Regions from separate parts of the Homo sapiens genome. Here region 1 is linked to region 2. A link is a contact called in ENCODE Hi-C or POLR2A ChIA-PET data. All regions are on one chromosome and are shown on one strand. Each heading gives the region's core, a stretch centred on a gene start or an enhancer-like site at or near the end of the contact. The rest is flanking DNA. Distances are from core to core; before and after follow the strand shown. Region 1 holds the start of ZFAND2B (zinc finger AN1-type containing 2B). Region 2 holds the start of WNT10A (Wnt family member 10A).

The links. A loop is a pair of places that touch in the nucleus more often than their neighbours do. ChIA-PET counts read pairs that join two places held with the same protein, here RNA polymerase II (POLR2A). Pooled maps may share reads with other maps.
Region 1: a loop to region 2 is called in a map of naive thymus-derived CD4-positive, alpha-beta T cell, with 8 times the contacts of the local background. The contact joins the promoter of ZFAND2B here to the promoter of WNT10A in region 2. A Hi-C loop is called at or near these places in 1 of 168 maps with a recorded cell type or tissue (naive thymus-derived CD4-positive, alpha-beta T cell), 3 of 37 single-sample maps with no recorded cell type and 9 of 50 pooled maps. POLR2A ChIA-PET finds 5 or more read pairs at or near these places in 6 of 52 experiments (CD4-positive, alpha-beta memory T cell, GM12878, IMR-90 and 3 more).

Annotation. Positions count from the first base shown.
Region 1 is chr2:219,202,267-219,208,031 of GRCh38, forward strand. It overlaps ZFAND2B (zinc finger AN1-type containing 2B), which reads left to right and starts at 4,516. Exons shown (of 9, transcript NM_138802.3): 1 at 4,516-4,776; 2 at 5,061-5,155; 3 at 5,382-5,513; 4 at 5,621-5,765. The coding sequence starts at 4,722. RefSeq lists enhancers at 4,108-4,357, 5,475-5,765 and a silencer at 4,408-4,807.
Region 2 is chr2:218,876,312-218,882,179 of GRCh38, forward strand. It overlaps WNT10A (Wnt family member 10A), which reads left to right and starts at 4,541. Exons shown (of 4, transcript NM_025216.3): 1 at 4,541-4,797; 2 at 5,850-5,868. The coding sequence starts at 4,685. RefSeq lists silencers at 3,967-4,026, 4,247-4,456, 4,477-4,616.

The sequences.
Region 1 (5,765 bases), core at 3,266-5,765, 330 kb after region 2:
AAGATTCCTTTTTTTGACTTGGGCATGGTGGCTCACACCTGTAATCCTAACACTTTGGGAGGCAGAGGTGGGTGGATCATGAGGTCAGGAGTTCTAGACCAGCCTGGCCAACATGGTGAAACCCCATCTCTACTAAAAATTAGCCGGGTGTGGTGGCGGGCGCCTGTAGTCCCAGCTACTTGGGAGGCTGAGGCAGGAGAGTTGCTTGAACCCAGGAGGCAGAGGTTGCAGTGAGCTGAGATCATGCCACTGCACTCCAGCCTGGGCGACAGAGCGATACTCCATCTCAAAAAAAAAAAAAAAAGATTCCTCTTTTCAGTAGTTAAGGAGGGTCCAAGAGTAGATTTTTGGGAGGCAAATTTGTATGATGGAAAGAACATAGAACTGAAGACAATACAAAAATTTAGGTCCAGATTCTGACTTCGTAGCAAGTAATTTAATCTCTCTCAACTTCAGATTTTTTATCTGCAAAATGGGGATACATGATATCTTTTTCAAAAGATTTTCTTTCTTTTTTTTTTTTTTTTTTTGAGACAGAGTCTCACTCTGTTGCCCAAGCTGGAGTGCAGTGGCACAATCTCGGCTTACTGCAAGCTCCGCCTCCTGGGTTCACGCCATTCTCCTGCTTCAGCCTCCCGAGTAGCTGGGACCACAGGTGCCCGCCACCACGCCCAGCTAATTTTTTGTATTTTTAGTAGAGACAGGGTTTCACCGTGCTAGCCAGGATGGTCTCGATCTCCTGACCTTGTGATCTGCCCGCCTTGGCCTCCCAAAGTGCTGGGATTACAGGCGTGAGCCACCGTGCCCGGCCTACTTCAAAGGATTTTCACAGGGGATTAAATAAGCTAACACATGAGGAAGAGCAGGACACAACAATAAGTGCTAGTTTTTCTTTCCATTTCTTTTTTTTCCTGTTTCTTTATTAATTGAGACATAGTCTCGCTCTGTTGCCACCATGCCTGGCTGATTTTTGTATTTTTAGTAAAGACAGGGTTTCACCATGTTGGCCAGGGTGGTCTTGAACTCCTGGCTTCTGGTGATCTGCCCACCTCAGCCTCCCAAAGTGTTGGGATTATAGGCATGAGCCATCGTGCCTGGCCTTTTCCTTCCATTTCTATATGCACTGTTTCACTAAGAGTCAATTGAGAGGCGGAAAACCACTGAGACAAATACCATTAAACTAATATTCAAGTTGAATTGGAGCCAAGACACCTTTTCTGGCTATCCTCAGTTTGACCTTGTCTGCTTTAGACCTGCTAAAGCTAAAATAACTGGCGTCTGGCTATGACTATGCCTGCGAATTTTAGAGGAACCTATGTCTACTGTCCCAATGAGAGGCTGCAGCTCAGTTACCCACAGCTAAAGCGCAAGGCTGCTTAGCAGGTCTGTGTATGCTTTGTTGGTCTACAATAAAAGAGACTTAAGTAATGCTCAGTTGTTAATTGATATCTCCTAAAATAGCTAATTCAAGTTGCAAAATGTTATTTGATTTCTCTCTCAGTGTTCTCCTGGCTTCTTTTATTCAGGAAGCAAGGAGGCTACATTGGGGAATGGTGACTTTGGTTTGTGCGGGCACTCTTTTTAAATCGTGGGATGAGAACATCACCCAGTGAGAAAGCCCCTGGGCTGGTAATCAGCACAGAGAGCTTAGTCAGGACTATAACCCATCAGTCAGAAAAATATTTGCCTGGGAAGAGAGATACTACCGTGAGAGCTTCATTCACTTTTATCGTGGTCGCTGGGGTCTCTGAGGTAAGTCTGTTATGGCATGATATGGTCTGGATATGTGTCCCCTCCAAATCTCATGTTGAAATGTATTCCCGCCGGGCGCAGTGGCTCATGCCTGTAATTCCAGCACTTTGGGAGGCCGAGGCGGGCGGATCACGAGGTCAGGAGATCGAGACCATCCTGGCTAACACGGTGAAACCCCATCTCTCCTAAAAATACAAAAAATTAGCCGGGCGTGGTGGCATGCGCCTGTAATCCTAGCTACTTGGGAGGCTGAGGCAGGAGAATGGTATGAACCCGGGAGGCGGAGGTTGCAGTGAGCTGAGACTGTGCCACTGCACTCCAGCCTGGGCGACAGAGTGAGATTCTGTCTCAAAAAAGAAAAAAAAAAAAAAAAAAAGAAAAGAAAAAGAAATGTATTCCCAATGTCAGAGGTGGGACCTGGCAGGAGGTGATTGGAACCTGAGAGTGGACCCCTCATGAATGGCTTAGTGCCATCCTCTTGGTGATGAGTGAATTCTCACTCAGTTCACATCAGATCTGGTTTTGAAAAGACTCTGGGACCTCCCTCTTCTCTCTCTTGCTCCCACTCTTGCCATGTGACATGCCTGTTCCCCCTAGGCCTTCTGCAATGATTAGAAGCTTCCTGAGGCCTCACCAGAAGCTGAGCAGATGCTGGCACCATGCTTCCTATGCAGTCTGCAGAACCATGAATAAATTAAACCTCTTTCTTTATAAATCAACCAGCCTCAGATTTTTTTTTTTTTTTAAAGACAGGGTCTCACTTTGTTATCCAGCTGAAGCACAGTGGTACAATCATAGCTCACTGCAACTTCGAGCTCCTAGGCTCAAGCAATCCTCCCACCAAAGCCTCTCGAGTATTTGGGACAACGGGTGGATGCCACCATGCCCAGCTAACTTTTTAAAAATTTTTTTTGTAGAGAGGGAGGTCTTACTATGTTGCCCAGGCTGGTCTCAAACTCCTGGACTCGAGTGACCCTCCCACCTTGGCCTCCGAGGGATGGGATTACAGGCATGAGCCACCATGCCTAGCGAGGTATTTCTGTATAGCAACATAAGAACAAATGACTACATTTGCACTTCAAGCATTCTGGCTCATGCTCAAAAATGAGATCCGAAGATTTTTATTTTTTGAGTTCCACAAGGCTTTGGTTATCTGAGCATTTGTAAAGTGGGAGTGGGGAGAGAGGCAGTGTTTATCTTTGTTTAGTCTGCTCCATACACGTTTCTCCAAACTGAAAGCCTACAATTCTTTCTATTTTTGTAGAGACAGGGTCTCACTATGTTGCCCAGGCTGGAACTCCTAGGCTCAAGCGATCCTCCTGCGTCAGCCTCCCAAAGTGCTGAAATTACAAGCGTCAGCCACCATGCCGGGACTGGAAGCCTACAATTCTAAATTGTACTGATGAATATAGAGAGGAAAAAAAATGAATAAACAAAATTCTTAGAACCAAATGATTATAATGAGACTGGGAAAAAATTATTTGAAATCTGACAGTTATATATTGAAACAAAATAAAAGCATTTATAAAGTCCTGGATGCAATTTAAAATAAAAAGAATATTGGCTGGGAGTGGTGGCTCATGCCTGTAATCCCAGCACTTTGGGAGGCCGAGGCGGGCAGATCACGAGGTCAGGAGTTCGAGACCAGCCTGGGCAACATGGTGAAACGCCGTCTCTAAAAATACAAAAATTAGCTGGACGCAGTGGTGTGCACCTGTAGTCCCAACTACTTGGGAGGCTGAGGCAGGAGAATCGCTTGAACCCGGGAAGCAGAGGTTGCAGTGAGCCGAGATCATGCCACTGCACTCCAGCCTGGGTGACAAGAGTGACACTGTGTCTCAAAAAAAAAAAAATTATATTGGTCAGGTGTGGTGGCTCACGTCTGTAATCCCAGCACTTTGGGAGGCCAAGGCAGGAGGATCACTTAAGGCCAGGAGTTCGAGACCAATCTGGGCAACAAAGAGAGACCCCTCCCCAACCCCATTTCTACAAAATTAAAAATTAGCTGAGCACGGTGGCTTGTGCCTGTAGTCCTGGCTACATTCAATAATTACTAAGAATATTCTAGGCTAGGGTTTTTCAGAGTGTGGTGCATGGCAATCTGTGTCAGAATTCCTTCAGGTGCTTCCTACTGAATTAGAAGCTCCAGGGCCCGGAAATCCGCATTTTAAACTAGCTCCGTAGGCGATTTGGATTCACACTAAAGACTGAGGACCACACTGTTCTAGGCACTGTTAGGTGCTGGGACCTAACACGAAACAAGGTAGACGTGGTTCCTGATTTCCCAGTATGCTCATATAGGGGTTGGTCGCATTAGTGATATGGGTGCTAGAATGGAAGAAGTAAGATCACATAGCAGGTGCGCCTAGTTCAGACTGAGGAGGGATCTGCAGCTCTAGAGACGTCTGTACTTCAGAGAAATACAGGAGCTGTCAGCTCGTGGAGGCGAAGGGCAGCCGTGGCCGTGAACAAAATGGCCAGGAGGAGGGCATCGTGTGTGAAGCGGGCTAAGGACCGAATTGTGAAAGACCCCAAACCACCCAGCCTTCCATCCCCCAAGATATCCGTCTTTGCCTTCGCTGGCCTTCCTCTGCGGAGCTACGCCCGCGCCCAGGGTGGCGGAGCCGCGCATCAACACCCTCTCGCCTCGGGACAGTCTTCCGACTCAGCCTTCTAGAGCAAGGCGAGGCGGGGCGGGGCTCAACCGAGGCCCTCCCCGGCTGCCCGGAGACTGCGCCGGACGCGCCAGCCCTGCGGGATGACGTCAGCGCGCCGCGCGCGCCGAGGGAGGAGCGGGCGCCGGGGGCCGGCTGGCGCGGGGGCTCCGGTAACCCGGGCTGGGCGGGGGAGAGGAAGGGGCGGGGCAGGGAGCCCGCCAGAGTGCGGGGTCGCGGTGCGGACTTCGAGCACGAGCCCTAAAGACGCTCAGCACTCGTCGCTTCTCCTAGCAGACCCTGCCCGGCTTGGCGATGGAGTTTCCGGACCTCGGCGCTCACTGTTCGGAGCCGAGCTGTCAGCGCTTGGGTGAGGGGCGGAGCGCGCGGGGGGCGGGGCCCAGCGGACAGGGACTTTGAACCGCAGGTTGGGAGGGAAGGGTGGGCTCCCAGGCTGGCAATGCCGGGGGGCGGGGCTTGAAGCTGGGGGGGGGTGGTCAGCGGCAGAGGGGGCGTGGCCAAGGAGGTAATGGGCTTGGGAAGGGGCGGTGTGTCGAAAATAGGGTGGCGTTTTCCTTCCCGAGTGGAAGACTTGAGTGAGAGAGAAGGACATCGAGGTCCCGCTGGACCTGCAATCCGACCAACTCTTTGCAGATTTTCTGCCGCTTAAGTGTGATGCCTGCTCAGGCATCTTCTGCGCAGACCATGTGGCCTACGCCCAGCATCACTGTGGATCTGCTTACCAAAAGGTGAGGGGGCGATCCTCAGGGTGAAAGCAGGCAGATGGAGAATGCGTGCAGAATCCCCCAAATCTGTGTCTCACGTTTCTTCTCCCTTTTGTCCTTCTGAGGCTGTCAGTGCTGGGAAACACTGTTTTTTTGCGTGTTTGTGGTGGGTCATATCCAAGTTCTTTCAGGACCAGAGATTTGTTGGACTGGAGTGGGCCACAGACTGACCCTTGCTCCTTGACTACAGGATATCCAGGTACCTGTGTGCCCTCTCTGTAATGTGCCTGTGCCTGTGGCCAGAGGGGAGCCCCCTGACCGTGCTGTGGGAGAGCACATTGACAGAGACTGTCGCTCTGATCCAGCACAGCAAAAACGTAAGGTAAACATTGTAGGGGTCAGCCACAACCCAGCTGGGACTACGGATGCCTGGAAACCCAAACAGCTAATCAGAGTCTCAGCAGAGACAACCTTCTCACTTCACCTCAGATCTTCACCAATAAGTGTGAACGCGCTGGCTGCCGGCAGCGAGAAATGATGAAACTGACCTGTGAACGCTGTAGCCGAAACTTCTGCATCAAGCACCGGCATCCACTGGACCATGATTGCTCTGGGGAGGGGCACCCAACCAGCC
Region 2 (5,868 bases), core at 3,291-5,790:
CAAAGCACAGTCCTTCAAATGAAACAGAAGGAAAGGGAGCTCGTTCTGGATGTGACAGACCCTCACCGTGGCTTCCAGGACCCCTGTCCTTCCCCCGCAATGCCCCTGCATTCACTCGGTGACCTAGCCTGCTTCAATCCTCAAGGCTCATGGTGGGGAGGGGTGTCAGGCTGCAGTGGGAAGGTTGAGGCACCAGGGTTTTCCTTTCTGCCTCCTCTTGGCTCCCTTGGGTCAAATGTCTGGGCCTCAGGGAAGTCATGGAGAATTTGGACTTAGAACTCCTTGACCAAAGGAAACTCTGTTAACTTACCAAAGGAGACAGTGGAAATACATTATGGTCCACATAGAGGAGAAATGAAGCTCCCTGAGGGCAAGGTTTATATTCACAGATCTGCCTTCCCCAAAGCTCTGCTCTTATCTTCAAACAAACAAAAAAACCAAACAAGCCCAAAACCCAAACTCCTGCACTTCTCTCAGAGACCACCAGAGGGCATGCGGAGCCCAGCTTCTCTATTAACAGGGAGCGACAGACAGGACCTGCAGGACATCTGGGAAACTCAGAGAGTGGTGGGCAGGAGAGGATAGGACTGAAAGGAAGCAAGGAGACCTACAGACAGCTTGGGTCAAGCTTCTAGGGTTCCAGACTGTCTGGGACGTCTGGGCTGGCCCAGACCTAGGGCTGGGATGCCAGCCTCCCAGACTCTACCACTGCTGGGTCCTGCAGGGGGTGAGATAGGGTGGAAGATGCTGGACATCTTCCTCCACAATGCCAGGGAGGGAAGCTGGGGAAGTGGCATGAACTGGCACCATTCTAGGCAGGTTAAAAGGAATTCAGAGGAAGTTGTATGGTACAATGAAAAATGCCTTGTTTGCTAGCTTGACCTTGGTCAAGTCAGTTAACCTATCTGAGCACTTCCTATCACCTAATAGGGGTCCCTGATTGCTTTTTAGCACATTGTGAGAATGCACTTCCATCTTTAAACTGCTGGCCACATGTTACTGGTCCATCTTCTGTTACCAAGCCCTGAAGGCGTCTGGGCACTGCCTTCTATGAAGGGTGGGAGTGATTACCAGAAGGCACCATTGGGACTTCTAGCCTTATCTTCTTTGAGCCCAGAGATAGATCTGTGCTGTTGCCCTGCTGCCTGGGAAGGGGCCGGAAGTAGAGTTCCCACCACCACCCACCCCTGCTCATCCAGCTGCTCAGCCTCAGGCAGTCTGAGCCATCAAAGTCCCCTGCTGGCTGAATGGCAGGGGACATGTGGAACTGGGGAGATGGGGGAAGTGCAAAGAGGCACCCCAGATGTGTGTGTGACCACATCAGGAACAGGCGGAACACAGGCAGATGGGTGAGGAGGCCGAGTGGAAGGCCTAGGATCAGCCTGAGGCCACGGGCTCGGGGAACAATTCCCTTCCCTTTCAATGACCAAACACATTGGGAGTTTGGGGAGACTGCAGCAGCAAGCCATTCCCCCTTACCTTGCTGAGGGTTGGTGGCCTCTGAGGCCTGGACAATGGAATGAAGAGCCTCCTTATTGGTCTGTGGCTCCTTGGCGTTCTTCTTCAGCAAGACAAACTTCTCCAGCTGGGCACCAGGACTGGGCTGGGGCTGGACTGGGCTAGGCTGGGGCTGTGAGGGTCCCACCTGTTCTCACCCCCATGCTTCCCCGGCCCTTCCTCCCTGTGACCTTCTCCAGAGCTGCCACAGCTGGAACCATTCTCCAAGCTGCCTTTCATCCCCAGTGCTCCCCCGCCCCCCAGTGGCCCCTGTAATTGTGGTCTTAGGCGGCGGCTGCGGGGGCTGGGGCTGGGCTGAGGGCCAGGGCCCAGGGCAGGGCCAGGGTGGGGACTAGGGGGTGCTGATAGGGGCTTGGCCATGGTGTGGGTCATTTGGGGCTGGGACCCCAGGGGCAGACAGTCTCTGGGCCTCACCTACATACATGCCAAGGCTCTGGACCAACACAGACTCTCCCCTCCCTTCACTGAGAAGTGCTCTGACTTGGGCACTCCTAGACCCTCCTGACACCAGGGCAGAGCCACGCCTGAGTGCAAGCCTCAGTATCACTATTTGCCTCCGGAGGCTTTTTTGTTTTTTTTTAAGAAAGGGTTTTCTCGGTCTCCTTTGCACCTCTGTATTTCACAGACAGTGGAGGTGGGGAAGAAAAGAGACCCCCTCATCAGAGAGATGCCAAAGGAAACTAAATCAGCTCCTCAACCAGGTCAGCAGCGTTTCCCAAAAGGAGTCCCCACCAGAATCACTGGGGATGCTAGCTAGAAAGACAGACACCCAGGCCTTTCCCTGGAAAGGCTGATTCAACTTCATGGGGCCTGGAATCCGCATTCCCACAATGGCCCACCCCAGGGGACACTTGTGCTGCATCAAGCGTGGGAAATGCTAGTGTGAGCGCGTGATGGGGAATAAGGACATCTGTAAGCTGATTATGAGTCCCTTCCCTGTGTCACGTTCCTAATTCTTTCTGGGCCTCAGTTTCCCCAACAGCCAATAAGAATATGACTCTCCAGCTTGCTGGTGTCCTCTCTCATCCTGGGCTGGTGCCTGTCTCCTGTCTTGAGTCTGGTCCCACCCTTACCCTTACCGCTTACCCTTCCCAAATGCTAGTCCCAAGCTGTCCCCGTTTCTGCAGCATGGTAGGGAGAGTGGGGAGGGCAGGGGGCAGTTGGGGTCAAATAAGGCTCTAGCTGACGCAGTCTGCTTGCTGCCCCTGGCTGTTTTCCTGCAGTCCAGCCAGACTGCTCCCCCCCCACTGCCCCACCCCCACCCCCAGCAGCCTCAAGCCCTTAATTCCTGACAGCTGCGGTGGCTGCCGGCAGAGATGAGGGGGAAAGGAGGGGGGAGTATGCCGTCAGCCTGCTGTTGCTCAGGCCGCCCCCACCACCTGACAGTCTGGGGACAAGGAGGGCCCCACCCCCTCCTTCAGTTCCCCAGGGATGGGCAATTCCAGGAATGGGCCTTTTTTGTCTCTGAGCCCAGAGGCTCCCATAGTTTTGTTCCTAAGCCAGCAGGGGCTCTCTTCAGAGAGAGGGGCATGTTTGTGTAAAGGCTTGTGCCCATTTTACAGAGGAGGATGCCGAGGGCACAGGGCAGGAGCACGATCCACTATCAGGGCCCAGGCTAGCACCAGAAACAGACGGCAGAGCTGCCTTTCCCCTGCCCTCTGGCTCTCAGGCCCTTGCTTGGGCCCAGCACACTTGCACTATATCGAGGAGGGGCCCAGTGTTCAGTTGGGGTGGAGGGACAGGAAGATCTCAGCGAGAAGTAGACCTGAGCCAGGAGGCTGGTATTAGGGACCTCCTAGAGGACCATGTGCAGGTGGGGCCAGGGAGGGCCAGGACAAGACTGAGAGTATCTGCGGGCACAGGCAGGCAACACTCAGTGTTGGGGAGGCAGCTGCTGCGCTGGGAGTCAGGAGAGCTGCGTTCGGTTCTCGCTCTTCCGCTAATTTGCTGTGTGACCTCTTTGAGCCTCGATATTTTCTTGTGAAATAAAGGGGAGCTAAATAAACTATCTCAACGGCCACTTCTAGGGTTAAAAGTCTCTCTAACGCCTCCTCCCAGGACGTGCCACCCCGGGCGCTCCTACGCAAGCATTTTCTGGGGGCCTGACACTGCTGCCTCCCCGGGCTCACTGAGGAGACAAGGTGGTCCCCATGAGCCGCATTCCGCAAAGGGGCAGAGGAGGTCTCCGTGAGCAGGAGCAGGAGGCACCTGTTTAAGGTCACACAGCAAAGGGGAGAAGAAACCAGAGGCTGCCAAACTCCTCTGCAGGAGCCCACACCTGCCTCACACCAGGCAGGCCTGGGGGAAGTCCCTCCTCTGGCGGAGGAGGCGAAACACAGAGGCCAGCCCCTCCCCTCCAGCCCCTGCAGGTGTGTGTGTTGGGGTGGGATGGGGGCGCTCCCCAGCAGCTGCGTCTCTGCCAGGCACACACACCTCGCGGTAACACATATCCCCCACACAACCCAGCGCGCTCCACACACAGGCATCTTCCTGTGCACGCGCGCACAGACCCCAACACCTTTCCCTCTGTTGCCCTCAGCAGGGACGCTCCCACCCCCAGTCCCCAGCGGACGCAGTGGCCTCGGGACTCGTACACGCCTCCACGCCCCGCCGCGTGACGTCACGTGGGGTAGAGCCCTGAGACACTAAATGGCGGGGGGGTGGGGGGAGGAAAGGGAAGGCGGCAGAGCTCCCCGAGCCGGGACAGTCACTTACTCTACAGGCAGTGGGGCCCGACACAGACAGCGCCGCCCCCGCCAGCCAGCCTCGCACGCCCTCGGAAGCGCAGGCTCCCGGCGCTGCGCTGGAGGGTTCCCCGGCACCCCAGCCTCCCGTCCCCAGCCCGCTGCACCTCCGGGCCCCCCTTACCCTTGAGAGGCACCGGGAGTTGTCGCGGGGGGGCCTCGGGAAATTCCCCGGACCCCTGTGCCAGGAGGTGCCCGGTTCGCCCGCTCTTCACCCCCCGCCCCCCCCGAGGGCGGTGCCCGGGGGTGCTGCCCCATGGAGCGGGGAGGCGGGCGCCGTCTGCTCCGGGAGCCCTGACCCGAGTCGGAGCTGTGTGTCGCAGCCGCCCCGACCCCCCGCCGATCATGCGCCGGCGCCCCTGGCTCTCCAGTCCCACTGGGCTGTGAGCCCCCCACTCCCAGCCCGTCAGGGCCTGCGCGCCATGGGCAGCGCCCACCCTCGCCCCTGGCTGCGGCTCCGACCCCAGCCCCAGCCGCGGCCAGCGCTCTGGGTGCTCCTGTTCTTCCTACTGCTGCTGGCTGCTGCCATGCCCAGGTGAGCCCTCACCTCATGCTCCGCCCTCCTAGAGAGTTGGGACCCCGGCCTGCAGGGGCCTCTGATGCTCTTGCTGGGGTAGAGGACCCTGGAAGAAGGGAGGGACAGGGTCATAGGAAAGTGCTGGTGCCCAACCAAAGGCAGTGAGCTCCCTCATAGGAGGGGGTTGGACTGGTGACAGGATATGGGCAGTCCAGGGAGACAAGGCAGTGCCCAGGAGCATGATGGCAACTAGGAGGGGAGGTGTGTGTGGGGGGGGAGCAAGTGCCAGTCTGGAGTTCCTGCCCTGTTGGGGGAATGCACCCCCACCTCAGGAGTAAGCACAAGCTGCCTCACTCCTTCCTGCAGCTCAGCCCCAGGTAGGGGCAGGGGTTGGGAGGCTGGAAGGGGGTAGCCCAGGTGGGGTCAGTGAGAGACTGCAGCTGCAAGAGCTGTGTGTGTGTGTGTGTGTGTGTGTGTGTTTTCAATCGAGCCCAGGATCCCAGCAAACTGTGTTGGTAAACAGTAGTTTGTATGTGTGCCCATGTGTGCATGTGAGAGCTCATGGGTCAATGTATGTTAAGATGAACACATGTGTAAATGGGAGTGTCTTTGTGTGTGTGTCTGTAACTATGTCTGATGAAGTGTGCATGTGCGTAAGTGTGCTGGGGTTGGGTTTGTGTGTCCACCACAATGTGTGCAGAAGTGTGTCTATGTGAATGTGACTGAAACATATCTGTGGGAGTGGGCTTGTGGGGAACCCTGTGTGTATGGGCATCTATTCCTGGGGATGTGCATAGGAAATACTGTGGCCACAAGCATGGTGGATGTGTGTGCATTTGCACGCTTACCTGTGTGGGTGTGCAGCTAGCTGAGTGAGTTGCACTGGGCAGGATGATTGTGAGGAGGTCAAGGAGAGAGGAATGTGTAGGAGTGTACTGATGGGCCCAACCTTCAGAAGCAGAGGTTGGAAGAGGGAGTGATTATGGCCGTTGGGACAGAGTGTGTGTTGTTAGATGGGGCTCTCCTGGTCCCCCCAAAACACGTACCCACTCCACCCCATATGTCTGCAGGTCAGCACCCAATGACATT